Linked DNA regions of Homo sapiens: regions 2, 3, 4, 5, 6 and 7 are each linked to region 1. Evidence: chromatin contacts called from ENCODE Hi-C or POLR2A ChIA-PET data. All regions are on one chromosome and are shown on one strand. The core of a region is the stretch at or near the end of the contact, and the rest is flanking DNA. Distances in the headings are between cores, read along the strand shown. Region 1 overlaps SGSM2 (small G protein signaling modulator 2). Region 2 overlaps RAP1GAP2 (RAP1 GTPase activating protein 2). Region 3 overlaps RAP1GAP2 (RAP1 GTPase activating protein 2). Region 4 holds the start of RAP1GAP2 (RAP1 GTPase activating protein 2). Region 5 holds the start of CCDC92B (coiled-coil domain containing 92B). Region 6 holds the start of DPH1 (diphthamide biosynthesis 1). Region 7 overlaps PAFAH1B1 (platelet activating factor acetylhydrolase 1b regulatory subunit 1).

Region 1 (3,827 bases), core at 873-3,372:
CATAGCTCCTGCCCCCAGGCCTAGGCATGCTGCTTGCTCGGCCATCCCCACTTCCTCCTCTACCCCAACACATGCAGGCTAGGCCTTGCCCTGGAACATGGAGGCCCTGCCCGGGGCTGGGGCCTAGTCCAGCAGCCACCAAAGTCTGGCAGACTTTCTGCATTTGAGAAACATGACAAAGGGCCCCGCAGCCCTTCTGCACCCAGCACAGCCTGCCCAGCCCAGCCCTGCCCCCGGGCACTGCACAGCCTGTCTGGGGGCCAGACCACCCCATTGTCCATCCTTGTTGTCCGTGAGTCCTTGGCCTCCACCAAGCACGTGTGGCCATTGTGTGCCTGCCTTAGTGACTCCGTGGTTTTGTGAGGAGCAGAGTGTGTATGATTTTTGCCTCAGAAACTATACTCTTCTGTGTAACAGACCAATAAACAACATTTGTCAACACTGGAGCCTCTGGGACTGGACACTGAGAGACCACGTGCCTTCTTTAAGCTCCACAGTCGGCCAGCCCCAAAAGGCGAGGACGGCAAAAAACTAAAGTTTCCAAGAGAGGTACTCCAGCCGCCAGTCTGGAGGGTGTGGGCTGGTCAGGAAGTCAGGGTGATTTGATAGCCAAACCTCAAGTACTCAGCGCCCTTGAGGGGACCTCACCCCAGAGTCATGGCCCCATCTCACGATGACCAGTGGCCCCTCTAGCCTGTGGATGAGAGAAGGTCCCTGTCCCATCCCTACCCCCTGCCTGCCCTACTGACCAGGCTGCAATGAGAAGCTGGAGCTTGACTATGCCACTGCAGCTGATGGCAACGGAGCTGCCCCTGTGGGTGTGGCTCTCACCCCGAGCACTGTCTGAGAGGCCGGAGGGGAGTGTCAGGAGGAGTCAGACCCTGCTGAGCTATAGACAGGCCCAGCTGTAACGGGTCTGCACCTCTCTTCCTGCCCTTCCCCAACCCGAGTGCTACTGGTCCCATCGTCGATGGCTCCAGGGAGAAGACACCAGTCACACAACATGTCTTCTACCCTAGAGGACACTGGCTTCCTGGACATTAGGGCCTGTTTTCCACTCACTCAAAGCTGAAGACCCCAGCCCATGGTCCTAGCAGGCTGAACCCAGCTTTATTATACAGAGAGAGAGACAGACAGATAGACAGACACAGAGTCTTGCTATCTCTCCCAGAATGGAGTGCAATGGTATGATCATGGCTCACTGCAGCCTTGAACTCCTAGGCTCAAGCGATCCTCCCAACTCAGCCTCCCAAGTAGCCAGGGATGCAGGCCCCCATCATGGCAGTTTTTCTATCTTTTTGGTAGAGGCAGAGGCTCACTGTTGCTCAGGCTAGTCTTGAACTCTGGCCTCAAGCAGTCCACCCACTTGGCCTCCCGAAGTGCTGGGATTACAGGCTTGAGCCACTGCATCTGGCCCTGAACCCAGCTTTTAGGAAAGAGTGCAAACTAGTGGCCAGAGCTACCCAAAGAAACCAGTTGGTGCAGAGAGAGCTCTGGGGCCAGGGAACTTGATGAGCCCTTCAGGGGAACACCCCCGACCCGCCAGCCGACTCTGTTGCCTGGAGGAGTCAGAATTCCTTTGCTGTGACCACCTAAAGGAAATTTCACCTAGCCTGGGAGTAACCCTTCACACACTTCCGTCCTGCCCTACTCCCCCTGACTACTGGACTGGGATCCTGGGACCAGAGGGGATCCCACAGCTTTTCAAAACGATGGGACAGCTGGGGCGGGAAGAGCAAGCAGCACAGTGGGCTCTCCAAACACCATCTCAAGGAACCTTTGCAATCTGGAAAGTCAGGTCTTCCTCTTACAGAGCAGGAGCTGGTAAATGGAAGCACCTGGATTCATACTTTATCCTGACCACAGGCCCCTTTCTTATAAGCTCCAGCTGAGCCATGGGTGAGTGAGAACTGTGGGTGAGGGGGAGCTTTGAGTACAGCTTCTGCCTAAAGATTTAGTGACAGCCCTCAGATGACAGCCAAGTTATCACTGCCTGGGGAGGGTCTTCATCTGTGTTCCCAGTGGGCACAGGGCCTGGCACTGAGCATGCACCCAGGAAGGGTTAACCCTCACCCTATCCCTTCCCTAAAGCGTCGCTTAGTGAGCTAATGGAAGTGACCCAGCTCTTCCAGGAGCTACCAGCAGAGGGAGCCCGCGTCTCACAAGTAAAAAGGGCAGGCTCAGTAGGGAGGGCTGGATTCCGAACTTTCATTTTAATTAAAAAAATTTTTTTTGAGACAGAGTCTCGCTCTGTCTCCCAGGCTGGAGTGCAGTGGCGCAATCTCGGCTCACTGCAGCCTCCACCCCCCGGGTTCAAGTGATTCTCCTGCCTCAGCCTCCTGAGTAGCTGGGATCATAGGCATGCACCACCATGCCCGGCTCATTTTTGTATTTTTAGTAGAGAAGGGTTTTTGCCATGTTGGCCAGGCTGGTCTCGAACTCCAGACCTCAGGTGATCTGCCCACCTAAGCCTCCCGAAGTGCTGGGATTACAGGCGTGTGCCACCGTGCCCGGCCTGAACTTTTTGAAGTCAACTCTTCTCTTTCAGAAAACAGGACCCAAGACAGCACTCCCTTCCTCAAGGATAACCCCTACCCACCCCACCTCAGGAAGAGACGCAGAGTCAGTCTCCCCTGTGGGGACTGGGAGTCAGTCAGGTACTGTCAGGGTGGAAATGAGAAGCTGGGCCCCCTTGCCCAGCCTGGTCTCCAGCAAGGCCTAGCTAGTGGCTCCCTGACCTCACTTCCCACACCACCTCCTCCCATGACAGCCTGCCCAGGGAGAGAAGACACAGCCACAGGGACAAGGGGCTTCCAGCCCAGCTGAGAACACGGCTCTTTGCCCCTGACCTCCAGCCTCTTCTTCCCCTTGTTCCTTTCCCTTAGAGGACAGCTTTATGGACTCCCCGGCTGACCTGTTGTAACTGCACCCCCAGAGCAGCCCCTCAGGAAGCTCTCACCCTCTGTGCCCAATCCCTGGGGCAACTCCCCTGTACCTTTTTTATTGGATCCGAGTCTAGGACTGGCCCCAGGTGCCACAAGGGTGGCAGATGCTGGGTAAGAACTCTGTACCCAGTTCAGAGGTCTGACTGCAGCTCCAACGAAGTCTCCAGCTAGCCGTGTGGCCTCAACAAGTCACTGGGCCACCTCAATCCTGTTTCCTTATCTGCCAAAATGGGGCTAAGTCTGGCTTATTTACTTCACTTGGCTGTTGAAAGATGAAACAAGATAATGCTTGTAAAATGGTCTGAGGAAATACGAAGCTTTGCAAAAGTTTCAGACCGACCAGAACTGCCATTTTCAGAGCGGCGGAGGCACCGGGTCAGAGCCGCTTGAGGACTATGCTGGGCAGACAGGGTCGAGACAGGTGATCTCACCGCTCCTGCCACATGCTTCCCTACAGGCCTCAGCCTCCTTTTGCAATAAAATGACCCAGATGCTGCAGGCTGGCAGCTCCATCTCAGGTTTCAGTGCAGGTTTATTTCAGTTTTATATTTTATTCCAGGCAAGTGCTTATTACATGGATAGTATTCATGTCTCGGTAACTAAAGTCTTGGAGCATGAACAGCCACTAGAATACAGTTCAATAGTAAAAATACAGTATGTACAAAATTAGGGTTTTTGTAGTTTTTTTTTTTTTCCACACAGCAGATGTATCCAAACACATAAAAATCTCTACAGTCTGGGGTCGCTACAGTTTATATTTCAGGAAACAGAGACACAGTGGCCGAGTCCTCACTGTAAACAAGGGCCACCTCTGGGGGTTGGGGGTGGGACCCTGGGATGGGGGGAGAAGCAGCTGTTTCTGGAGAGAGAAGGGGTCATGGT
Region 2 (3,827 bases), core at 367-2,866, 470 kb after region 1:
GACTGCAGTGGTGCAATCTCGGCTCACTGCAACCTCCGCCTCCCAGGTTCAAGTGATTCTCCTGCCTTAGCCTCCCGAGTAGCTGGGATTACAGGCATGAGCCACCATGCCTGGCCAACTTTGGCTATTTTGAATAAAATGGTGATGAACATTGTCATGCAAGTCTTTGTGTAGAGCATGCATGTTCACTGAATCCTTGCAGTAGCTAATAGGTTGGCACTGTTGTTATTCCCATTTTACAGATGAAGACACTGAGGCACAGAGGGGGTGAATTCCTAGTCCAAGGCCGCATGCATAGTAAAAGCTGGGGGTAGGATTCTAACCCAGGTTCGTCTGACTGCAGCATATGTATTTTTATTCCCTCACTGTAGTGTCTTTGCACCACAGCTGTTTGGGGCCATTAAGCCTAGGGACAAGTGGGCATCTCCTCTCAATGGCCTGTCAATTCCTAACTGCATTTTAGCTCACAATAGTAGTTGATAATAATGGTAGTGTTGATAATAATGGATTTGAGTCACCACAAAAAGATTCCATCAAACCTGCCTTTATTTTTATCTGTTTATTTTTGAGACGGAGTCTTGCTCTGTCGCCCAGGTTGGAGTGCAGTGGCGCGATCTCGGCTCACTGCAACCTCCACCTCCCTGGTTCACGCGATTCTCCTGCCTCAGCCTCCCGAGTAGCTGGGATTACAGGCGCCCGCCACGTTGCCTGGCTAATTTTTGTATTTTGAGTAGAGACGGGGTTTCACCATGTTGGCCAGACTGGTCTCGAACTCCTGACCTCGTGATCCACCCGCCTCAGCCTCCCAAAGTGCTGGGATTGCAGGTGTGAGCCACCGCGCCCGGCATCAAACCTGTCTTTAAAGGACAACAGCATTTGGAGGCGTTTGAGAGAAATCTCTAGCTAGGGTCATTACAGTAACTAACAGCAAGCAAGGAAGCAAACAAAAAGTCTTGCTACCCAAAGCCCTAGTCGCCTGGAAATCTCACATAGTTGTAATTCGTCATCTCCCAGAGAAGCCAGGCACAGAAGGCGTTACTGGATATATAAAATAGTATATAAATAATACATGTATAAGAAACCACTCTGTTCTCTGTAGAGCCAAACAGAATAGGGTTTTGGAGAGTCTGCTGGTTCTCGCTTTGAAAGATGTTGCTAAGCAATGTTGCTAATATTATGGAAAGACAGCTTCCCTCCCGGCTTTTCCACTCAGCCTCAGAAACTCTGGAAGAGGTGGAAGTGGCTTCAGGAGTAGCAGCAGCTGGGGAGGTTTGGTAATCAGTGAGGCGGGGGCCGGGGGACCTTGGGTTGGAGAGGGACTGTGCTGTAGGCCACCCAGCCCTCAGCCTCATCCGCTCCTGATTCTCTGTACTGACTCCTGGGCGGCCTCTATGCAAAATAACACCTCTTCCTGTTCGTCAGAAATTTCACACACAGAAGGATCCTTTTGAATTTTTTCACTGTGGGAAAAATTACTGTAGTCATGCAGCTTAGCAAAAATTCAAAAATCCATAAATGAACTTCAAAAAAGGAAGTATTTTAAATAACTTCAGTAACCCAAGTGATATATGAAGAACTTCTTTATTCCTCCCTCTACCCACTCTCCATAATCCCTGAACAGGAAGTCGGCAGGGTTCTGATTGACATCACGTACTGCAGGCCCCACCTTCATGGCTCTGGGTACCAGAGCGCAGGGTGCCCGCCACTGAGTGGGATCTGTGGGTTTCCTCAGCGTGGTTTCCTTTCCTTGGAGCTTGGAAATGCCACACAAGTCACAGAGATCCGTTTCCAAAACCTGAGCCAGTTTAGATCCTCTGCTTAATATGACGTCTGTGGCCCCAGGAAAGTTGGGCTGAGCTGAGGTTTCCCAGGCTTGTCTTTGAGGCCTCCGAGTCCTGGCCTGCGTTTATCACGGAACGACCCTATTGTGGTGGGATGGACCTCTTGGGGGCTGGTCATGGGTTCTGTGAGGGGATTTTAGAAGCTGGGAGGAGAGTCAGTATGTTGGCAGAGAGTTTTCCTGCATCTCTCTCTTTTCCTTCTTTTTTTTTTTTTAATTAGTTATTTATTTATGAGATAGAGTCTTGCTCTGTTCCCCAGGCTGGAGTGCAGTGGCACGATCTCAGCTCACTACAACCTCCGCCTCTGGGCTCCAGCAATTCTCCTTCCTCAGCCTCCCGAGTAACTGGTATTCCAAGCGCCCGCCACCACGCCTGGATGATTTTCGTATTTTTAGTAGAGACGGGGTTTCACCATGTTGGCCAGGCTGGTCTCGAACTCCTGGCCTCAAGTGATTCGCCTGCCACGGCCTTCCAAAGTGTTGGGATTACAGGCGTGAGCCACCGCACCCGGCCCAGCTCTCACTTTTCAAAAATAGAAACTGCTTCCCGACCTCAGATGACTTCAATCTTTCCCTTCCCCCGACGCCTTCCTGCCTCCCTCTTCCCCCTCCTCTGTCTTCCTCCTAAGGGGGCATCCCAGAGACGCAACTGTGCTGTGGCCCAGCAGGGGGCGCTGATGTACCTGCCAAGAGTGGAGGTGTCTTAGCACAGGTGTGAGCGTTCAGCTGTGTGCGAGCGGGCTTCAGAGTGATATCCCAGAGCAGGTGTGTGTATGTGTGTACCCTCAAAGGCAGAAGAGAGCGGGGGTGCTGGACCGTCCTGTCCAAGGCTCTGTTTATAACCCTTGCGTTGTCCCAAAGGTTGTGTGGTCCATGGAATAGCTGGGACCCTGCCCGTGGAGGGGAGGGGCAAGGCGTTTGAAGACATCTGGTTTTCATCAAAGGCCCCACCCTCCTTGCTCCATGGCCCCCCTCGCCCCCACCCACCCCCAATCCCAGCCCAGAACGGTGGCAGTCATTCTGCCCAGCAGTGGGGCGCTGGGAGTTGGTGGCTGGGTGGGGCGACGAGGTGGCGTCTGCTGCAGGCTGGCTCTCTGACGAGGGGCACGGGGATTGGGGCTGATTCCCGCTTTCTCATGGATATGTCTCCTGGAGCCGGTTCCCAGGCACAGAAGGCCCTTTTCTTCAGGGCCAGGCATGCGTGTCTGTCTGCCTCAACCCACTGGCCCCTCAGGAACGGGCTGTGCAGCTGTCTGCGCTCTGTTCATGATTAACTTCGCTGTCTCCCGCCCCAGGCCTGATTCCCACCCAGGCCCCCTCAGCCTTTGGAGTTCCCCTGGACTGGAAGAGAGACCTGGGCTGGCAGCTGCCGGGCACTTTGTTCTCTGGGACTGTGAGCTTTGGAGGCTGGAACAGGCCATGGAGGTCCTGAGAGCTGGGACGCCGTGGGGCATAAGTTGGGTGAGGTGAGACCTGCAGGAAGACCCCTTCTCTGCCGTCAGAGACTTCTGCCGTCCTCATTTCCTGCGGTCTGCATGTATCCAGCTTTCTCAGCCCACCCCAAAGTGCCTCATGAATGTGGCCTTGGAGCAGAGTAATGTGAAAATTCTTCCCTGTCCGTTCTCTTTCGAACTGTGATTTCTTCAAGAACAGTGCCTTGGTTTGGCGCAGGTGTGTCACTAACACCTAACACTGCCTGCTTTTTTTTTTTTTTTTTTTGAGATGGAGTCTCGCTCTGTTGCCCAGGCTGGAGTGCAGTGGTGTGATCTCGGTTCACTGCAACCTCTGCCTCCCGGGTTCATGCCATTCCCCTGCCTCAGCCTCCCGAGTAGCTGGGATTACAGGCACCCGCCACCACGCCCGGCTAATTTTTTGTATTTTTAGTAGAGACGGGGTTTCACCATGTTAGCCAGGATGGTCTCGATCTCCTGACCTCATGATCCGCCCGCCTCGGCCTCCCAAAGTGCTGGGATTACAGGCGTGAGCC
Region 3 (3,827 bases), core at 1,243-3,742, 430 kb after region 1:
TCTGTTCCCAGACTGAACTGACTCTCAATTAACCTTTTCTCTCTTTCAGATCCAGTTCTTTTCTGTCACTGGGTTGAGAAGCCTCTGAGTCATGGGGGGGTGGTTCCTCCTGTCTCCCGGTTCAGGCCCATTATCTCCTGCCCAGTGACACAGGCTTTCTAATTAACCTCCTCCTCCGGTCTCTGCCAGCTGTGACTAACTCTTCATCCCTCAAGCTGGCTCCAGCTCTGCCTTCCCTATTACTAGACGCTGGCCCGAAGGCAGACCTTGATAGTGCTGACTCTGATGGGCTTCTCATGCCAGGATGCTGGTGTAGGGACCCCCAGCCCCCATCTGGTGGGGGGCTGTCTTTGGGTCACAGCAAATAGTTTGTTTGTTCCTTCCTTCCCTCCCCCAGGACGGTGGTTCTCAAACTTTTCTACAATTTGGTTTCACCTGGAGGTGCTTTTAAAAATTCTGATGCCGGCTGGGCGCAGTGGCTCACACCTGTAATCCCAGCATTTTGGGAGGCCGAGGTGGGTGGATCACCTGAGGTCAGAAGTTCGAGACCAGCCTGACCAATATAATGAAACCCTGTCTCTACTAAAAATACAAAAACTAGCCAGGCGTGGTGGTGGTTCCCTGTAATCCTAGCTACTCAGGAGGCTGAGGCAGGAGAATCGCTTGAACCCGGGAGATGGAAGTTGCAGTGAGCCGAGATCGCACCATTGCACTCTAGCCTGGGTAACAAGAGTGAAACTCCGTCTCAAAAAAAAAAAAAAATTCTGATGCCCAGGTTGTACCCAGTTCCAATTAAATCTGAATGTCGGAGGGTAGAACCCAGCATCAGTACTTTTTTTTTTTTTTGAGATGGAGTCTCGCCCTGTCGCCCAGGCTGGAGTGCAGTGGTGCAATCTTGGCTCACTGCAACCTCCGCCTCCCAGGTTCAAGCGATTTCTCCTGCCTCCGTCTCCTGAGTAGCTGGGATTACAGGTGCATGCCACCATGCCCAGATAATGTTTTGTATCTTTAGTAGAGATGGGGTTTAGTAGCCATGTTGGCCAGGCTGACCTCGAACTCCTGACCTCGTGATCTGCCTGCTTCAGCCTCCCAAAGTGCTGGGAATACAGGCGTGAGCTGCGGTGCCCAACTATACTTTTAAAAGATCCCCCGTTCATTCCAATAGGCAGCCAAACCTGGGAAGCACTTCCCCAAGGGATACACAAGTGTGGTGACCGTCAGTGGTTGGGCAATGACTCAGGTCAGGCTGGATGTTAAAATGGGCTCCTGGTGGGCGTGAGCCCTCTGGGCCAGGGCTTCTGGTAACATTTGAGGCTGGCTGACTCTTTGTTTTACGGTGCCATCCTGTGCGTTGTAGGGTGTTGCGCAGCCTCTCTAGCCTGTATCCACAAGATGCCCACAACCCACCCCTCACTGTGATAATGAAAATGTCTCCAGGCCAGGCATGGTGGCTCACAAATCCCAGCACTTTGGGAGGCCCAGGCAGGTGGATCACCTGAGGTCAGGAGTTCGTCGAGACCAGCCGGGCCAACATGGTGAAACCCTGTCTCTACTAAAAAAGTACAAAAAATTAGCCGGGCATGGTGGCACGTGCCTGTAATCGTAGCTACTCGGGAGGCTGAGGCAGGAGAATCACTTAAACCCGGGAGGCGGAGGTTGCAGTGAGCCGAGATCGCACCATTGCACTCTAGCCTGGGCAACAGAGTGAGACTCCATCTCAAAAAAAAGAAAAAAGAAAAGAAAAAAAGAAAATGTCTCCAGACGTTGCTCTATTTCTGGGGCAGTGGTATAAAATCTCCCCGACTCCGTTGAAAACTACTGTTCTAGGCCTAGTAGGTTCACCTTGACAGCATTCTCAAATATTCACAGAAGAAAAGGGGCAAAGGACACCAAGTGGGGACCCCAGCTTACTGATTGATTTGTGGGCTTGGCAGTCAGGCAGCCTCTGTTTAAATCCTGACTCTACCAGCTGGGTGACCTTGGACAAGTTACTTAACCTCTCTGTGCCTCTGTCAGTTCTGGTTTTGTTTTCTCACAATCGTGCCTCCTCTTGATCTTCAGCTGCAGCCCGAGGGTGGAACTTGCTGTGTGTGGCTGGGCACTTTCGCCTGTGGCTGTGCTGCTCTGCCCACAGGGAACATGCCTTTGCTGCCCCTTCCCTGTCAGCATCAGGGTCACAACCTGCCCGTCCTTCCAGGGCCAGCTTCCATGCAGCTTCCTCCACGCACAGCCCCTTCCCCATCGGCATGGAAGGCTCTCTTCCTTGTGCCCCTGGGGCAGCCGGAACCTCAGGTCACATGCAGCTCCTCCCGCGCCGTGGGGATCTGGTGGTTTCTGTCTGAGTTCCTCCCCACTTGGGGTCTGAGACCGTGGGAGCCTCTAGCGTGCCCAGCTCGGGCTGTCTCACTGTTTGTTACCCAGGTGAGGTGGCTGTCCCCTCCCTACCTTGGGTTGAGCTGTGAACCAGTAGGTTACCGCAGTGTGGTACCACCCCCCCCAACCCCAACACCCAGCTCATTCTGAGAGGGTGGAGTGGGCGGAAATCCGTGCCTGGCAGACCACAAAGCCACATAACTGACTTTTGTAGCCCTGCCCTGGGGTGTTGGGGGGGAGGGTTGACGGCAGCCATTGCCCCTTTCTTCGGTGCTTTGCCACCAGCAGACGCCCCGTGGAATTGAGGAGCTTTGTTCTACGAGCTCGGGAACGGGACTTGGGAGGGACAGCCCCTGTCCCACCCTGCCATGCCCTGTTCAACCCTGTCAGGCAGCTGAACGTAGGCTGGACCCATGGCTGCCCACCCTGGCTGCAGTACAGAATCACCTAGGGGACCTCGTTAAAATGCAGCTTCCGGACCCCACCCTGGGGCTTGGGGATTCTGCCTCATCAGCCTGGGTGGGGCCCAGGAAACCTGTGTGTTACCAGCGCTGAGGTGCTGCTGATGAGGCAGCTGGCTTCACAGCTGCACGGGAACCAGTGCCGTTTAAAGCACTTTCCCCCACAGTGCGGCTCCAGCAGTCAGGTTCACGTACTCTGGGTGACCTGGGGCAGGCTGCGCAACCTCTCTGTGCCCCAGTTTCTTTGTCTGAGGATAATAACAGTACCTGCACGTGGGTGCGCTTGTTGTGAGGCTTAAATGAGATTATCCAGGTGAAATGGGAACAGAGTGCCTGGTACCTAGTGCTCAACACATGTAACCTGCCTTAACATCTCTGATATTATTATTATTATTATTATTATTATTATTATTATTATTATTGAGACAGAGTCTCGCTTTGTCACCCAGGCTGGATTGCAGTGGCATAATCTCAGCTCACTGCAACCTCCACCTCCCCGGTTCAAGCGATTCTCCTGTCTCAGCCTCTTGAGTAGCTGGGATTACAGGCGCGCACCACCACGCCCAGCTAATTTTTGTATTTTTAGTAGAGATGGGGTTTCACCACGTTGACCAGGCTGGTCTTGAACTCCTGACCTCAGGTGATCCGCCCACCTTGGCCTCCCAAAGTGCTGGGATTACAGGCGCGAGCCACCGCACCCGGCCCCATTTCCGATATTAACAACAGTCCTGGGCTGTGCGGTCACACACGTGTAACTGTGCGATGTGCCCTCGTGCCTGCAGGCGTACCTACGCAGGCACACTGAGCATTGTGTACCGGGACCCAGGCCTCCCTGCTGAGGACAGAGCATCCCTGTGGTACATGCGTGGACGCAGTCACTGGCTGGACGTGGTCAGAAGGGCAGACGTGTGTGTACACAAGGCCCAGACAAGCGGGTTTTTATTTGATTCACACTCTGACCTTATTCCTTGAGTTAGCAGCACCTGGGCTGAG
Region 4 (3,827 bases), core at 641-3,140, 410 kb after region 1:
GGGTTGGGGGAAGCCTCCGGGCTCCTGCTGGGGACTAGCTGCCTTGGAGGTAGAGAGTCAGCCCCCAGCCCTGCTCTGGCCCAGGACCCTGAAGCTGCTCCCCCAGCCCACTCAGGGCTTGAGGCCCCTGTGCTGTCCCCTGCTGTGAAGGAGTCAAGAAAATAGAAATCCTTGTACCCTTCGTCCACAAGCTGGGGTTGGCCCCTGGCACCTCAGCACGGAGTCTAGGACCTTCACAGTGGCAGCAGGTGCCAGAGAGGAAATTTCAGGGAGGGTTGGCCAGAGAGAGAGGCCAATGGCACCAGCTAGGGCCGTTTTTTTCCTTTTTTTTTTTTTTTTTTTTTTTGAGATGGAGTTTTGCTCTTTGTTGCACAGGCTGGAGTACAACAGCATGATCTTGGCTCACTGCAACCTCTGCCTCCCAGGTTCAAACGATTCTCCTGCCTCAGCCTCCAGAGTAGCTGGGATTATAGGTACCTGCCATCATGCCTGGCTCATTTTTGTATTTTTAGTAGAGATGGGGTTTCACCATGTTGGCCAGGCTGGTCTCGAACTCCTGACCTCAGGTGATCCACCCGCGTTGGCCTCCCAAAGTGCTGGGATTACAGGTGTGAGCCGCCACACCCGGCCTTTCTTCTTCTTCTTTTTTTTTTTTTGAGACGTTTTCTTCCCTTTCTCCACTGCTTGGGGGTAGGGTGGGGCCTGGGGCCCTATCTGTGCCCACTCCCCCCAGTGTCTGTTGTAGTGTACGTGCCACATCCCTTTGAGGGGCTGCCATTAGTAAGTGCCTGCTGTGTACCAGGTGTGGTCAGCACCAGTGCGTGCAGAGATGAGCACTGGCCCTGTGGTGTGCAGACTGGGATGCGTGCAGGACACGCTAGCCCTGTGGCATGAGGACCAGCACCTGAGCATGCAGAGATGAGGACGAACCCTGCGGTTCAGCTGGGAAGACAAATCCACCCGCACATGGGTACCGCCCCCCCACCCCACACAGCCAGCGTGAAGCATGCCACTGCTCTGACCTCTGTCTAGACACTTGGCGGCGGGGGTGGGGGGCGGCTGACAGGTACAGCTCTGTGCCCATGTGTGTGTACATGCGAATGCCCCTTGCAGTGTGATGTGGTCTGAGTATGTGGATGAGTGCCTGCGGGCACATGTGTATGCGTTCATGTCTGTGCACGTGTCCAATGGGGCTTTGTCAGTATGTGAGAAGCGTGTGCAGGTGTGTCTACTGATGCCTGTGTGAAGTGGTGTGTGGATGTGCACGGGAGCGTGTGTGCCGCGCTGTGCTCAGGTGTGTACAGGTGTCTAATGATACGTATGTCTGCGTGCATGTATCTGTGTGTACCTGGGTATCCTGGGCGTGTGTGTGTCCATGTGTGCATCCCACGTGCCCCTGTGCCCATGCGTGTGCATGTATACTTACATCCACGTGTGCTAGTGGAATGACATGTGTGTGGCTGGTTCCTCTGGCGTGTGCCGAGCCATGGTGGGGCAGGCAGGCAAAGGTCCCTGTCTCAGGCAGCCCTCGGGAGTGGGTGTGAAGGTCCCCAGTGCTCAGGCGTCCCTGAGGCTTCCAGCTGAATCTTTCTGTCCCTCCTAGGCGTGGCTGTGGGAATCCTTGGGGCGCCTTTGGGTTCCAGGAAGCTGGGGCTGTGTGGGCCGGGCTGCTAACTGGGGCTGTGGAGCAATCTGCCAGCCGAGCCCCTTCCGGAGCTGTGGGTTCCTCTGGGTGTGGGGAAGCTGCCCTCCACAACCTCCTCGGCCTATCTTGGTGCCTCCTGGAGTGCAGGACACACCTCCCAGCTCTGCAGCCTCACCCACAGGAAGCTCGGGTTGGGGGCAGGCGAAGAGGGAGGTGCCACGCTGGGCTCCCCGCCCTGCACCGGCACTGACCCCGCTGTACCACGGCCCTCTTGCGGACAGCCCCGGGGACGTCGTTGGGACATCGCTGGGACCCCGGGCTCTGCAGCCACAACCATGTTTGGCCGGAAGCGCAGTGTCTCCTTTGGGGGCTTCGGATGGTGGGTGACAGGTGGGAGGGTGGGGGAATGATGGGAGAGAACTTAGAAGTGAAGTCTTGTTAAGTGCATTGGCGGCCGTGGGAACAGAGGGGCTCGGGCTGTGCCTGAGAGCTGGGTCTGCTGACGCCCTGGCAGGTCGAGATGCAGGATCCTGGTGGGGACATCAGAGACCGTAAGCCTTCCCCACTGTCCCTGGGCACAATCTGCTGGCGAATCCTGGAGGTCTGCGCCGGCTGCCCGTGGGGAGGTGGATAGCATGAGTGTGACTGCAGTTGAATGTGTGTGTCTCTGTGTCCGCAGGTTCCCATGTATGTGTGTGCGTGTCTGGGATTATGTGTAAGTGTGTGTGTGCGCGTTTGAGCCTGTGTGTGCAGGCGTGTGTGTGTGGCTGTGACTGCCAGTCCGTGTGACCGTGTGTGAGGTGTGTGCCTGTGCATGTGGGCAGCTGCCTGTCTGCACTTCTGGCCTTCTGTGTCTGTGTGTGCTTGTGTCTGCGTGTTTGTGTGTGTGATGCTCCTGTCTGTGCTGTTGTTGTGGCCTTGTGGCAGGGGAGTCTGTACCTGCTGGACCTCTGGGCTGCCTGCTGTCTTGGGGGTGGGTTGTGAGAGAAGGTCTCCCACCTGCACCCCAGGCAGCCCACCCTAGCTCTGTCCTAGCCTGAGCAGCTGCATCTGTCCCCAGCCTCCTGCCTGGCCCTCTGGACACTCTTGCCTCTAAGCTTCTGTCTGGGATGAGGGATGTGCTTTTTCTTCCCGGCGGGGGGCAGAAGGTAGGCACACGAAGGCCAAAGGCTTGTCTCTGGTTCCCAGTGCTGGCAGCTTCTTCGCAGCTGGGGAACAGAGTCTGGTGGTTTTCATGATCGGTTTCCTTTCAGTGCCTGGGCTGGGGGCGTTGTCAGACTGGGAGAGGGCCCCGCGGGAGGTGGCCGGGGGGTGTCCCGGTGTGGAAAATGGTGGACTAATGGGGGTGGCACGAAGGGCGAGGGGGAGAGGGGCTGTGTTCCTCGGTAATTTTTCGCTTCCGTGTGTGTGGCTTATTTCCCTCTTCCTCCTCTTCAAAAGCACTTTGCCATCCATCCTCTGGCAGGGGGGGACTGTGGGCACTCCATGTTTGGCAGATGGGATGGTGCGGATGAGAAGATGGCACAGCGTCGCCTGTGTCTGCTCTCGGGCCCTCCCTGACGCCTGGATCTGGGAGCTGCCACCCCGAGGGTAGGTGCCAGTGTCCGGGAGGCAGCAGAGGACTTGGCTTCTGGTTGGGAGGGGTGTGTGTGTCTTGGCTGTGGGCCTTGCAGGGCAGGGCCCAGCAATTAGATTGTGCCCTCCAAGGCCCGCCTTTCTCTGGGAGGTGTGGAGCAGATGGAAGGCTGGTCGCCAGAAAGCTCCGGGTGCACAGGTCCCGGTCTCAGCCTAGCTTCATTCCATATGAAGCCCTCTGTGTTGAGACCCACAGCTCCAGAGCACAAGGCAAAGCCAGGCCTGAGATTTGAATCTGGGCAGGTGAGGGGGAAGACAGGAGTGTGGCTGCCCAGGGCTGCCAAGATAGAAAGCAGAATTCCAAGTTCTTCTCTAGCAGCCCTTCTCACTGGGGCTTCCTTAATGAAATGCACATTCAGATTCAGGAGGTCTAGGGTGAGCCGAAGGTGGAGGAAGAGCCCTAGGATGTCCCAGACGCCCTTGTGTGCTGGCTCAGTGTCCACTAGGCTGTGGGTTCCAGGAGGGCAGGCCCTGCCCCGTCGCGTTCACCTGGAAGCCTGGCATGTCACACAGGCTCAGTCGATGCTTGTGGACTCATCGAGGTCTT
Region 5 (3,827 bases), core at 603-3,102, 370 kb after region 1:
GGGCAGTCGGAAAGCAGGAACTCAAGAAGCCTTTCTTGGACATGGCATCAATGCATAAATAATAATACTTATAATAATAAGTAATTGGTACTGTTCTTAGCATTTTACATATATTAACTCATTTATCTTGGCAACAACCCCACGTTGAAGATTCTATTAATGTATCCACTTTATCGATGAGGAGACAGGCTTAGAAAGGTAAAGTAGTTTGCTCAGTATCTGCAACTACAGTGCCTGGCAACTAGAAGCACCCCACTGGGTGCTCGTCCTGGCGTTTATGGCTTCTCATAAGAGAATCCCAAAGGGGAGAAGATCAGCCTGCATTTAGCAGTCCACATCTGCAGGCTGATCTTCTTCTCTTTTGGATTCTATCTCTTGCTGCTCTGATGACAAACTCTTCCAGTAGCCCAGTAGCCAGGCCATCCCCTCACTTACTATATCCACCCTATCTCTGCCTCTTGAAGCCTGACCCATCCTTCAGGGCCTTGCTCTGATGTGACTTTTACCATGAAGCCATCCCTGATCCCCCACCAAGATGGAACGACTCTCTCCCGCCTCTCTGTTCCCCAGGCAATTTGTTGGAATCTGGGTGGCAGCTAGCACCACAGTCTGCCATATTATCACTCTTTGTTCTGTGTGTGTGTGTGTGTGCACGCATGCCTGCACGCACCTGGCTTCCGTGCAAAGCCATAAGTCTTCATCGTGTTTGTGTGTGTGTGTGTGTGTGTGTGTGTGTGTGTGCATGTGCCTGAATGCACCTGGCTTCTGTACTAAGCCATACGCTTCCTGAGGGCAAGGCTTTGTCTCTGGGAATCTCTTGCAAGGAACAGGCCCACAATGAATGCTGCTGAAACAGGGAGAATGGATTGAGTCTTACTGGGAATCACCAGGGCAAGTAAATACACATATTAAAAAATAAGTATGCTGGTCCCTCAACCCCACATCCTTGGCTTTCCTGGGGACTGGAGTTTGGAACAAGGATTCAGCCTTTGACAAATGTCTAGGACTCTGTCTGCAAGGTGGGGCCGCTTGGCCAGTGGTGGAGCCACACTCCCCAGGGACCTTGTGGTCCTCTCCACTCCGGAGCCCCTCCCCGCCGAACCCCTCAACTCTGGCTGCCCCCTGCACTGAAGCGCTCAGGACCCTCCACCTCAGCAAAGCTGAGGATCCAGTCACACGGGAATGGGGTGTATGGGGAAACTGGAGCCCCCCACCCCCTTCAGGCTTCAGGTTCTGCCCTGATTATGCCTCCAATATGACTCCCAGGGAAGGCAGGGGTTGGGGGGGGGATGTGGAGACTAAGGAGGACGGGGAAGCGAGGTAGCAGAGAGGAGGGCAAAGGCAGCAGAAATAAAGGTGTGCGTGGCGGGAGGTGGCGGGGCTCGACCTCGGGCCGCTCTGGACGCCCGGCAGTGCCAGGCAGGGCCCGGGTCTGGGCGGTGGAGGACAACTTCTGCCAGCAGCCCGCCGCGAGTCCTGTCCGCCTCCCGCGCGCTGCGGTGCCCAGCCCCGCGCCAGCCCTCCCGGGGGAGCTGGAGCTTGGCCGCGCTGCTCCCCCCTGGGGCCGCTCCGGCGCCCACACCCCCCACGCCCACCGACCGGCCTCCTCACCTTCGGGACCTGGGAGTCACCGGCCGGCGGGGCCCTGGGTCCGGGCCGGGCTGGGTGGGGGCGGCGCTCTTCCCCCCACGCTAGCTGCGCCCGGGGATCTGCAGCGCCCGCCCCGGCTGCGGCGCCATCAGCTGCTGGGAGGCTGCGGGGCAGTCGGGCCGGGGCTCCGGGGGGCTCGGGGGCGCCGAAGGGGGGTCGGGGGCGGGCTCGAGGCGTAAACACCCAGCAACGTGACCGGAACTGGCGAACGAGCCGGAGGGGTGCGGGGGGCGGGAGAGAGAAAGGGGGAGGGGAGGGACCTGAGACGGGCGGGGAGGGGCCGTGGGCGGGGCGGGGGGAGGGGAGGCCGGCGGCGCGCGGTCGGGGGGAGGGGGAACCCCGGGAGCCCCGAGAGCCCCGGGAACCGGGCCTGAGGCCCCCAGCGGGCCGCTGGGCTCGCGGAGCTGGCTTTGGCTGGTAGCTGGAAGGGCAAACTGGGGAACCCGCCGGTGCCTTGGCGCGCAGGGGCGCGGCGAAGGATCAGCACCGCGGACAGCGCCCAGGCCGCCAGGCCGCGATCCGCTCCGCCCCTCCCGCCCTGGCGTAGGAAGGAGAGGCAGCGCCCGCAGCCGCGCAGGCAAGGCTTGGGGCGAAGCGCGATCTGACCAGTGGGCTGGGAATCCGTCCCGTGTCTAGGCAGCAGCAAACCTGCCCCAGACCTCTCACTAGCTGTGTGGCCTTGGGTGAGTCACATCACCTCTCTGGGCCGCAGTTGATAAGATGCCCTATTTCTAAAATTCTTTTATTATTATTATTATGCTTTAAGTTCTATGAGGGTCCCAAGAGCCAAGGGAAGATTCTTGATAAACTCCAAAGTTCAGGCCGGGCGCAGTGGCTCACGCCTGTGAGGCCAGCAGTTTGGGAGGCCGAGGCGGGCGGATCACCTGAAGTCAGGAGTTCGAGACCAGCCTGGCCAACATGGTGTATGTATCCCAATCTCTACTAAAACTACAAAAATTAGCCGGGAGTGGCGGGCGCCTCTAATCCCAGCTACTCGGAAGGCTGAGGCAGGAGAATCGCTTGAACCTGGGAGGCAGAGGTTGCAGTGGCCAAGATCGTGCCACCGCACTCCAGCCTGTGTGACAGAGCGAGACTCTATGTCAAAAACAAATAAACAAAAAAACTCCAAAGTTCAGAACACGTGCGAGGCATTGCTGTTGATCCGTTTTCACCAAACGTGGGAGGCTTCAGGAGTCCCACTGTGTGCCTCAAAAGTGTGGCTGCCCTAATATCTTCCTCCTGCCGGGGGCTTGGTCTCATCTGTAAATGAGGATAATGATGATCTATGTAGCTCATAAGATCTTCGGGTTGTTGTGAGGATTAAATGAATTCCTTCCTGTAAAGTGCTCAGAACAGTACTGCTGAGTGCTTGTTAGGCCTCTGTGCTCATGACAAGGGATGAGGTAGCATTGTGTGAGTGGCAGGTGGCTCAGAGATTGCTCTGGGTAAGTCATTCCTGTCCCTGCCTGGAGGACTGGGCTGAGTGGATTCAGGCTAATGGGTTGGTGCCTGGCTTTCCCCACTCCATGGCTAGCCAAATAATCCCTGGCCTTTCCTCCTGGACCAAATTTTCAGAGAAGCCCTGTACCTTCAGAGCTGGGAGACCCGGCACCTACTTGCCACAGAGGCCCTGGGGAGGCCTCAAGGGGCACCCTGCCTCTCTATGGGTCCCTTTCCTCCCTGTCCTCCCCACTTTCCAAAGGTTAACTGGACTCAGGTGTCAACAACTAAAAAGCTTTAGCTGCTCCTGGAAAATTCTAATCCTAAAGAGTTGCAGGGGCCAGGCTCAGTGGCTCACGGCTCTAATCCCAGCATTTTCGGAGGCTGAGGTGGGTGGATCATGAGGTTAGGAATTCAAGACCAGCCTGACCAAGATGATAAAACCCTGTCTTTACTAAAAATACAAAAATTAGTCGGGCGTGGTGGCAGGTGCCTGTAATCCCAGCTACTCAGGAGGCTGAAGCAGGAGAACCGCTTGAACCTGGGCGGCAGAGGTTGCGGTCAGCCAAGATCACACCACTGCACTCCAGCCTGGGTGATAGAGTGGGACTCCATCTCAAAACAAACAAACAAACAAACAAACAAACAGAGAGTTGCAGGAATGACTGTCTTAGGTGGCTTGACAGGCTGCGGGGTTTGAATTTTGTTCAAAGGCCTCTCAAATCCCACCCTGCAGG
Region 6 (3,827 bases), core at 725-3,224, 350 kb before region 1:
ATTACTCAGACTGCTGAGTAACTCAGGCAGGGAGACCCCCACAGACAGATGGAGGTGCCCTCAGCCCAAGCTGAATGGCAGCCCCCAATGTCCTGCACCACGGAGTCTTGGGGAAGCATTCTCACATCTGTTCTTCATGTCCAGTTCTCCTAGGCATCATCCGGCTTCCTAATGGGGGCCAGAGCAGCTCATTAGGCACAGCGGGTGCGGGGCAATGTTACTAGAGGGATGGGACTTTTGCCATCAAACAGGCCCCACCTCTGATGAGGGAAAGGTCCCAAGGGATATGGCGCCTGCTAGGGAGAAGCCATTGCTCAGTTGGAGCCAGTCCTTTCCCCTTGAAACTCCATGCTGCAGTCACAGCTAAGGCTGTCCACAGGCTGGGCAGCAGTGTCCTGAGAGAGGAGGGGCTGAGCTCCCAGAATTCAGATCTTGCACCCTGGGGATCCAGAGAAGCTGGGGGGAGATGGGAAGGTCTAGTCCGGACGCTTATCGAGTTGAGGGGAGTGTTCCTGGGACCCACATTGGTCACTTTTCTGTCTAGAGCTACCTGTCCTAAGAGTGCCGGTGGCCTGGGGGGCACAGCACTGACCCTTGGTGATGGTCCCTCAGCTGCTCACTCCCTGCCTGTCCAGCCATTCCTCCTCTCTGGGCAGCCTCCCAGGCAGGGCCTGTCTCTGGCTGCTTGTTTTTACTTCTCCCTGCACCTTAATTAGGGGTTTCCAAGCAGGGAGGGCCTCTGGGGGAGCCCGAGGACACAGAGCTGACTTAAAGGGCCAGCTGTGATCACAGCACCACCGCAGAGAGAGGAGGAGGATGCCAGGGGGCTGGGTAGACCGTCAGACCTGGAAGACCATTGTTCCACGGGACAGACTGCTGAGGGCCAGTCCTGCAGGTACTTTGCTCTTCCACAGGTCAAAGCCGTCTCACTGGCTGTCTTCTCTTTGGGGTCTCTGGGGCTCTGGCCAGTGATCAGGAGAAAGACCAGCCCTGAGGGGCAGGGCAAAGGTTGGCCAGGGTCCAGAAGGGTTAGACATCACAGTCCTCCACTGCCCACCTTCCCAGGAAAGCACCCTCAGGCTGTGGGCCTTCCCCAGAGGGGCAGTTTCTACAGGGTCTACGCAGTGGATTCTAAAGGTGATAAAGGCTGGGTGCAGTGGCTCGCGCCTGTAATCCCAGCACTTTGGGAGGCCAAAGTGGGAGGATTGCTTGAGTCCAGAGGTTCAAGACCAGCCTGAGCAAAATAGTGAAACCTTATCTCTACTAAAAAAAAAAAAAAAAAAAAAAAAAAAAATTAGCTGAACGTACGCCTGTGGTCCCGGGTACTCAGGGGGCTGAGGCAGGAAGATGAATTGAGCCCAGAAGGTTGAGACTGCTGTGAACCATGATCGCACCACTGCACTCCAGCCTGGGCGACAGACCAAGACCCTGTCTCAAAAAAAATAATTTAAAAAGCTGATAAGGGCGATCCACAAACCTGCACCAAGACTCTCAACTTGGAGCTGGGCTGGTGGTCCCTGAGTTCTGTCCTGCCGGACAGTAGAGTCCCCCTAGGTAGGGAACGTGGCCCCACACGGCGGCCGGGTGACCGACCACTGCTTACCAGGAGGGGAGACTGGCAGGGGGGGCTCAAGGAACATCTGGTGGGTGTCCCCTTCACAAGACTCGGCCTGCAGAGTTCGTGCAGGGAGTTCGCACATAGGAGAGCACCGGTCCGGGAGTGCCAGGCTCGTGCCCGGCCGGGGAGAGGAGTGGGAGACTAAGTCGCAGGGCAAGGGCAACTGCATAGTCGGGGACCTCTAGGGAATCCTGAGTCCCGGCATTCTGGGCTGGGGTGGAGCCCACTACAGCCCCGCCCCTATCTCCTCCTTTATGGCCCCGCCCAGCGGGTATCCCCCGCCCCCGCTGGCCGATCGGCGATCGATCGCAATGTCTGCGCTCTCCGCGTTCTTCCAGCGCTGTCTTTTTAGTACCACATGCGCAGGCAGGTGATGGCGGCGCTGGTCGTATCCGGGGCAGCGGAGCAGGGCGGCCGAGACGGCCCTGGCAGAGGTGGGTGCTGGAACGCTGCGCCCTCCAGACCTCGCATCTCGGGGCGGGGCCCCCAAGTTAGGGACAGGACCAACCCCCTTTAACGGCGGCGGCGCCTTTCTCCGCTAGATCCCGCTGTTAGTCGCCTTGGGCCGCTGTCACCAGCTCGGGGTCGCTGTCAGCCGGAGCCCAGGGGTACCAGTCTTTTGCAGCTTTAGGGCACGACCGAGAGCAGCCCTTAATCCTCCAATCGGAAACTACAGCCTTGTCTTGGCGGGTAGACGGATAAAATGGACTCGACGGGGAGGGAAAGGGCCAGGCCAGATGCAGCGGGCATTTTACGAGTGCGCCCTCAGGGAATGCTTTCAGGGAAGAGGCAAAAGGTTTCATTCGCCAGGCATTAACTGAGCGCCCACCGAATGCCAGGCCTGCGCTGGGTGCAGGTACTAGAATCAGAGATCTCAGTCTACTGGGGGAATGTTAATGTAAACATATCATAGCCACGTGATAAAGGAGGAGGTGCCTACTGGTCCCTGGGACACATTGAAGGGCTAATGTTAGCAGTTCCTTACACGCCAGCGACCACTAGGGACCTGTCAGAGGAGGATCTGTAATGGGCCTAGGAAGCCTAGGCTGATTGTCCAAGGCTTTTGAAACAACTGGCCAAAAACCATAGCAGTGGTAACGTTCAAATCTGATCTCAGGGCCCCAGCCTCCGCTGGACCATCCCCACCGCCGCCCACACAGTGGGTGAAGCCTCATGTCTGGGCGGGTCCCTCCTATCATAGTGTGGGGCCCTAGCAGAAGTTGTGGCACATAGCACAGTCTCAATACATATTCGTTGAATAAGTTAATTTCTTGCCTTTTCATATCCTCAGACTCTGTGGCTCCTGAAGAGATAACGGGGTTGAACTAAGCTTAATTGTCGGGGCAGGGCATAGTGGCTTACACCTTTAGTCTGAGCACTTTGGGAGGCTAAGGAGGATTGTGTGAGCCCAGGAATTCCACACCAGTCTGGGAAACATAGGGGGACCCTGTATGCACAAAAAAATAAAAAATAGCCGTGCGTGGCCGGGCACGGTGGCTTACACCTGTAATCCCAGCACTCTGGGAGGCTGAGGCGGGCGGATTACCTGAGGTCAGGAGTTTGAGACCAGCCTGGCCAACATGGTGGAAACCCTGTCTCTACTAAAAATACAAAAATTAGCCGCGTGTGGTAGCACACGCCTGTAATCCCAGCTACTCGGGAGGCTGAGGCAGGAGAATTGCTTGAGTCCGAGAGGCTGAGGTTGCAGTGAGCCGAGATTGCACCACTGCACTCCAGCCTGGCCAACAGACAGAGTGAGACTCTGTCTCAAAAAAAAAAAAAAAAAAAAAAATTAGCCCTGCGTCTTGGCACATGCCTGTGGTCCTAGCTACTGGGGAGGCTGAGGTGGGAGGATTATCGTTTGAGCCCAGGACGTCGAGGCCGCAGTGGACCATGATTGCACCCCTGCACTCCAGCCTGGGTGATGGAGTGAGACCCTGCCTTAAAAAATAATAAGATGAATTGTTTATTCAGCTTATTATTTTTTATCCTACTTAGGAGTAGGATGAGACCAGAGTAAGAGTTGCAGTTTGCTAAGGGCTACGGTTTCCCCTTTACTCCAGGAGTTGTAATTATGTGTATACCTGTCTTTTCCCCCACTAGACTGCTGGTCTCTAAGGGACAAGGTCACTTTTCTGTCCTTACTGGTACGTCCACCACCCTGACTCAAGTGTTCTTTCCATCCTTCCTGGTTTAAGAGTAAGGAGGA
Region 7 (3,827 bases), core at 529-3,028, 270 kb after region 1:
AACTGGGAGGCAGAGGCTGCAGTGAGGCGAGATCATGCCACTGCACTCCAGCCTGGGCAACAAAGCAAGACTGTCTCAAAAAAAAAAAAAAAAAATTAATGGGTTTAGTATGGTAACCTGAAACAAGATGGCATACAAAAATAAACTCTTCCTGGCCAGGTGCAGTGGCTCACACCTTTAATCCCAGCATTTTGGAAGGCCGAGGCGGGTGAATCACCTAAGATAAGGAGTTCAAGACCAGCCTGGCCAATATGACGAAACCCCATCTCTACTAAAAATACAAAAATCTAGCCAGCCGTGGTGGTGCGCGCCTGTAGTCCCACATACTTGGGAGGCTGAGGCAGGAGGATCGCTTGAACCTGGGAGGCGGGGAGGTTGCAGTGAGCGGATGTCGTGCCACTGCACTCCAGCCTGGGCAACAGTAAGACTCCGTCTCAAAATAAATAAATAATAAACTGTTCTTGTTGTTGGATAATATAGTAGAAAAGATTTTCCTTGTTTCTGGATGAAAAAGTCAGTATTGGACAGATATCACAACTCTTAAAATAATAAAATTAAATGCAATCCCAATCAAAATTCAAACTAAATTTCTCATTAACTTGACCAGCTTGATCTTAAAAATCATTTGGAAGAGAAAAATAAATAAAATATTTTAAATGATAAATGGGAAAGCACCTGAATCTATCAGATATACAAATATTATTGTAAAATGTGGAATAGACAAATAGGTTAGGGGAACAAAGTTCAAAGACATGCCCATTTATGAAATTTAGCATGGGATAAGGTGGTATTAAAAGCCTTAATGTTGAACACATACAGAATAACAGTATAAAGTGGTAGAGAAAATATACCCTTTGGGTAGAGGTGGACTTCCTCAAGGTATAAAATGTAGAAACAAAAGGAAGACTGGTAAGTTTGACTGTATCAAAATAGAAAACTTCTGTGTGAAGAAAGGCCTCAAAACAGGCCAGGCACTGTGGCTTAGGCCTGGAATCCCTGCGCTTTGGGAGGCCAAGGAGTTTGAGATCGGCCTGGGCAACGTAGGTGCAAGATTTTATCTTTACAAAAAATTGATTTAAAAAATAGTCTGGCAGCCAGGTGCAGTGGCTCACGCCTGTAATCCCAACACTTTGGGAGGCCGAGGCGGGTGGATCACTTGAGGTCAGGAGTTCAAGACCAGCTTGGACAACATGGCAAAACCCCATCTCTACTGAAAATACGAACATTAGCCAGACGTGGCGGTGTGCACCTGTAATCCCAGCTACTCAGGAGGCTGAGACAGGAGAATCACTTGAACCCGGGAGCTGGAGGTTGCAGTGAGCCGAGACTGCACCACTGCACTCCAGCCTGGGTGACAGAGCAAGACTCCATCTAAAAAAAAAAAAAAAATACAGGGATGTCGGCGCAGTCTTGGGACCTACCTGGGAGGCCTCAGTGGGAGGATCCTGGGAGGTCTTGCGCCACTGCACTCCAGCCTGGGTGACAGAGCAAGACTCTGTCTCAAAAAAAAAAAAAAAAAAAAAGGAAGTTAATTGAAAAAATCAAATTTTATGTGGGTATATAAAAGTAATCCCACAATTTATAGAAATATTTTCTTTAAAATTATTGTGAGTTCTAACCATTTTTTTGTGTGTGTATAATGCCATTCTCTTCCTCTGTGAAGTGCCTGTTCGGGGTGTTGCTACGTTTTTGTTTTGTTGTGTTTTCTGTTGTAGTGTTTACATTTTTCTTGTCGATTCCTAAGAGGACTTTAGGGTACTGAGTCACCCATGGTCATGTGTTGCAGAGAAGTGTCACAGAGTGAAAACTGTCTTTTCCTTGATACTACCTTTAGATTCATATTTGGGAAGACCTTCGCTAATCATGACTACATAAGTATTCACTTTTACTTTCTTAAGACCTTTTTGTTTTCATTTCTTTTTATAGTAATGTCTAAGCCATCTGGAATTTATGTTTGTTGATTATGCAAGAAAGGGATCGAAGTGCTTTTTCTGAGTCATTATCCACATGCCGAAACATTTATTGAATAGCCCTTTCCTTATTGATCTGAAAACACCTTCTTATAAAACCTTGCATTGGTTTTTGGACTTGCTGTGCTTTCAGGAGTCAGAAGAACATTCTTTTGATTATTGTAGCTTTACATTAATAATACATTTTGGCCGGGTGCGGTGGCTCACGTATGTAATCCTAGCATTTTGGGAGACTGAGGCAGGCGGAACACCTGAGGTCAGGGGTTCAAGACCAGACTGGCCAACATGGCAAAACCCCGTCTCTACAAAAAAAAAAAAAAAAAAAAATTAGCTGGGCATGGTGGTGCCTGCCTGAAATCCCAGCTACTTTGGGAGGCTGAGGCAGGAGAACCTCTTGAGCCTGGGAGGTAGAGGCTGCAGTGAGCCGAGCTTGCACCACTGCACTCCAACTTGGGTAACAGAGTGAGACTCCATCTCAAAAAAAAAAAAAAGAAAAATACATTTCAATATGAGGTAATAAATTCTCCTAAATTTTTTGTTTTGTAAACCTCCTTGCTTCTCTTAAATTATTTTCCCAAAAAGCCTTAAGTGTTTTCCGTAGTAATTTTGATTTGGGAATGGAGTGAGTGACTTGGTAGAGGGTGCCATATGCCTTTTTGCCTTTCCCCAGTTTCCCCTACTGTTAACATCTCACATTTATGTGGTGTATTTATTATAATTGATGAGCCAACATTGACACATTATTACTGAAGTCCATAGTTGACATTAGGGTTTACTCTTTTTGTTGTATATTCTGTTGGTTTTGACAAATGCCTAATGTTATATATCCATCAGTCATACAGAATAAATTCACTGCCCTAAAAATCTCAGCCTCCCCCTATTCATCCTTCCCTGCCTCCCTAAACCCCTCATATTTTTACTGTTAACCATAGTTTTGTCTTTTCCAGAAAATTACAATTATATAGCTTGTATCCTTTTCAGATTGGCTGCTTTGACTTAACAATATGTACTTAACATTTCTAGGCCAGACACAGTGGCTCACGCCTGTAATCCCACACTTTGGGAGGCCAAGGCGGGCAAATCACGAGGTCAGGAGATCGAGACCATCCTGGCTAACACGGTGAAACCCCGTCTCTACTAAAAATACAAAAAAAAAAATTGGCCGGGCGTGGTGGCGGGTGCCTGTAGTCCCAGCTACTCGGGAGGCTGAGGCAGGAGAATGGCGTGAACCCGGGAGGCGGAGCTTGCAGTGAGCCAAGATCGCGCCACTGCACTCCAGCCTGGGCGGCAGAGCGAGACTCCGTCTCAAACAAAACAAAACAAAAACCAAAAACATTTCTCCATGTGTTTTCATGACTGTGATATATTTTTAAGCATTTTTGTTGTTGTTTACTTTATTGCTTTAAAAAACTGACTTTTGCAGTTAGTTGAGGTCCTGAGGTTTCTCCTGTGAATCTGTTTGAACATCATATATATTTGGCATTGATTGGAAAGCGGTTTTTCCCTGGCCTGTGTGAAATACACTGAAGGTCTGCACCTGCCCGCGCACTTCACGTTGTACATGGGAATGTACTATAGCTGCACATGTTCATGTAGTGGCGTTAGATGCCAAATAGTTCTAGGGCTTAGTTTAAGATTGGGTACTTTTTGTCAGGAAACAACAGGTGCTGGAGAGGATTTGGAGAAATAGGAACACTTTTGCACTGTTGGTGGGACTGTAAACTAGTTCAACCGTTATGGAAGTCAGTGTGGCGATTCCTCAGGGATCTAGAACTGGAAATATCATTTGACCCAGCCATCCCATTACTGGGTATATATACCCAAAGGATTATAAATCATGCTGCTATAAAGACACAT

The links. Hi-C counts contacts between places; a loop is a spot of excess contacts on that map. ChIA-PET counts read pairs that join two places held with the same protein, here RNA polymerase II (POLR2A). Pooled maps may share reads with other maps.
Region 2: a loop to region 1 is called in a pooled map, with 4 times the contacts of the local background. The contact joins two enhancer-like sites. A Hi-C loop is called at or near these places in 11 of 37 single-sample maps with no recorded cell type and 8 of 50 pooled maps. POLR2A ChIA-PET finds 5 or more read pairs at or near these places in 3 of 52 experiments (HCT116, activated naive CD4-positive, alpha-beta T cell and naive thymus-derived CD8-positive, alpha-beta T cell).
Region 3: a pooled map shows a loop between it and region 1 (3-fold over the local background). The contact joins two enhancer-like sites. A Hi-C loop is called at or near these places in 1 of 168 maps with a recorded cell type or tissue (ovary), 2 of 37 single-sample maps with no recorded cell type and 9 of 50 pooled maps. POLR2A ChIA-PET finds 5 or more read pairs at or near these places in 3 of 52 experiments (CD4-positive, alpha-beta memory T cell, activated CD4-positive, alpha-beta memory T cell and endothelial cell of umbilical vein).
Region 4: a loop to region 1 is called in a pooled map, with 3 times the contacts of the local background. The contact joins the promoter of RAP1GAP2 here to the enhancer-like site in region 1. A Hi-C loop is called at or near these places in 1 of 37 single-sample maps with no recorded cell type and 9 of 50 pooled maps. POLR2A ChIA-PET finds 5 or more read pairs at or near these places in 3 of 52 experiments (A549, MCF 10A and common myeloid progenitor, CD34-positive).
Region 5: a loop to region 1 is called in a pooled map, with 3 times the contacts of the local background. The contact joins the promoter of CCDC92B here to the enhancer-like site in region 1. A Hi-C loop is called at or near these places in 3 of 50 pooled maps. POLR2A ChIA-PET finds 5 or more read pairs at or near these places in 3 of 52 experiments (A549, RWPE1 and WTC11).
Region 6: a pooled map shows a loop between it and region 1 (2.4-fold over the local background). The contact joins the promoter of DPH1 here to the enhancer-like site in region 1. A Hi-C loop is called at or near these places in 3 of 168 maps with a recorded cell type or tissue (B cell, CD4-positive, alpha-beta T cell and naive thymus-derived CD4-positive, alpha-beta T cell), 3 of 37 single-sample maps with no recorded cell type and 9 of 50 pooled maps. POLR2A ChIA-PET finds 5 or more read pairs at or near these places in 2 of 52 experiments (H1 and SK-N-SH).
Region 7: a loop to region 1 is called in a map of tibial artery, with 4 times the contacts of the local background. The contact joins two enhancer-like sites. A Hi-C loop is called at or near these places in 1 of 168 maps with a recorded cell type or tissue (tibial artery). POLR2A ChIA-PET finds 5 or more read pairs at or near these places in 4 of 52 experiments (A673, Caco-2, H1 and 1 more).

What each region holds. Positions count from the first base shown.
Region 1 is chr17:2,380,614-2,384,440 of GRCh38, forward strand. SGSM2 (small G protein signaling modulator 2) reads left to right here. Exons shown (of 24, transcript NM_014853.3): 24 at 1-441. MNT (MAX network transcriptional repressor) reads right to left here. Exons shown (of 6, transcript NM_020310.3): 6 at 3,460-3,827. Among named protein-coding and RNA genes, the nearest start is that of MNT, 19 kb to the right of the region's middle. RefSeq lists an enhancer at 2,208-2,417. Within about 2 kb of position 2,123, at least 6 of the 41 ENCODE cell types and tissues checked have a DNase peak (open chromatin) inside an H3K27ac peak, as active enhancers do.
Region 2 is chr17:2,846,460-2,850,286 of GRCh38, forward strand. All of the region lies in intron 2 of RAP1GAP2 (RAP1 GTPase activating protein 2), which reads left to right. Among named protein-coding and RNA genes, the nearest start is that of RAP1GAP2, 52 kb to the left of the region's middle. RefSeq lists enhancers at 1,284-1,875, 3,058-3,648. Within about 2 kb of position 1,617, at least 3 of the 41 ENCODE cell types and tissues checked have a DNase peak (open chromatin) inside an H3K27ac peak, as active enhancers do.
Region 3 is chr17:2,812,244-2,816,070 of GRCh38, forward strand. The region is part of intron 2 of RAP1GAP2 (RAP1 GTPase activating protein 2); the gene reads left to right. Among named protein-coding and RNA genes, the nearest start is that of RAP1GAP2, 18 kb to the left of the region's middle. Within about 2 kb of position 2,493, at least 10 of the 41 ENCODE cell types and tissues checked have a DNase peak (open chromatin) inside an H3K27ac peak, as active enhancers do.
Region 4 is chr17:2,794,548-2,798,374 of GRCh38, forward strand. RAP1GAP2 (RAP1 GTPase activating protein 2) reads left to right here and starts at 1,891. Exons shown (of 25, transcript NM_015085.5): 1 at 1,891-2,024. The coding sequence starts at 1,981.
Region 5 is chr17:2,747,800-2,751,626 of GRCh38, forward strand. CCDC92B (coiled-coil domain containing 92B) reads right to left here and starts at 1,853. Exons shown (of 4, transcript NM_001355573.2): 1 at 1,612-1,853. MIR1253 (microRNA 1253) reads right to left here and starts at 383; the gene lies at 279-383. RefSeq lists a silencer at 2,043-2,232.
Region 6 is chr17:2,028,179-2,032,005 of GRCh38, forward strand. DPH1 (diphthamide biosynthesis 1) reads left to right here and starts at 1,975. Exons shown (of 13, transcript NM_001383.6): 1 at 1,975-2,052. The coding sequence starts at 1,992. RefSeq lists enhancers at 1,723-2,314, 2,315-2,906.
Region 7 is chr17:2,649,138-2,652,964 of GRCh38, forward strand. All of the region lies in intron 2 of PAFAH1B1 (platelet activating factor acetylhydrolase 1b regulatory subunit 1), which reads left to right. Among named protein-coding and RNA genes, the nearest start is that of MIR6776, 42 kb to the right of the region's middle. Within about 2 kb of position 1,779, at least 4 of the 41 ENCODE cell types and tissues checked have a DNase peak (open chromatin) inside an H3K27ac peak, as active enhancers do.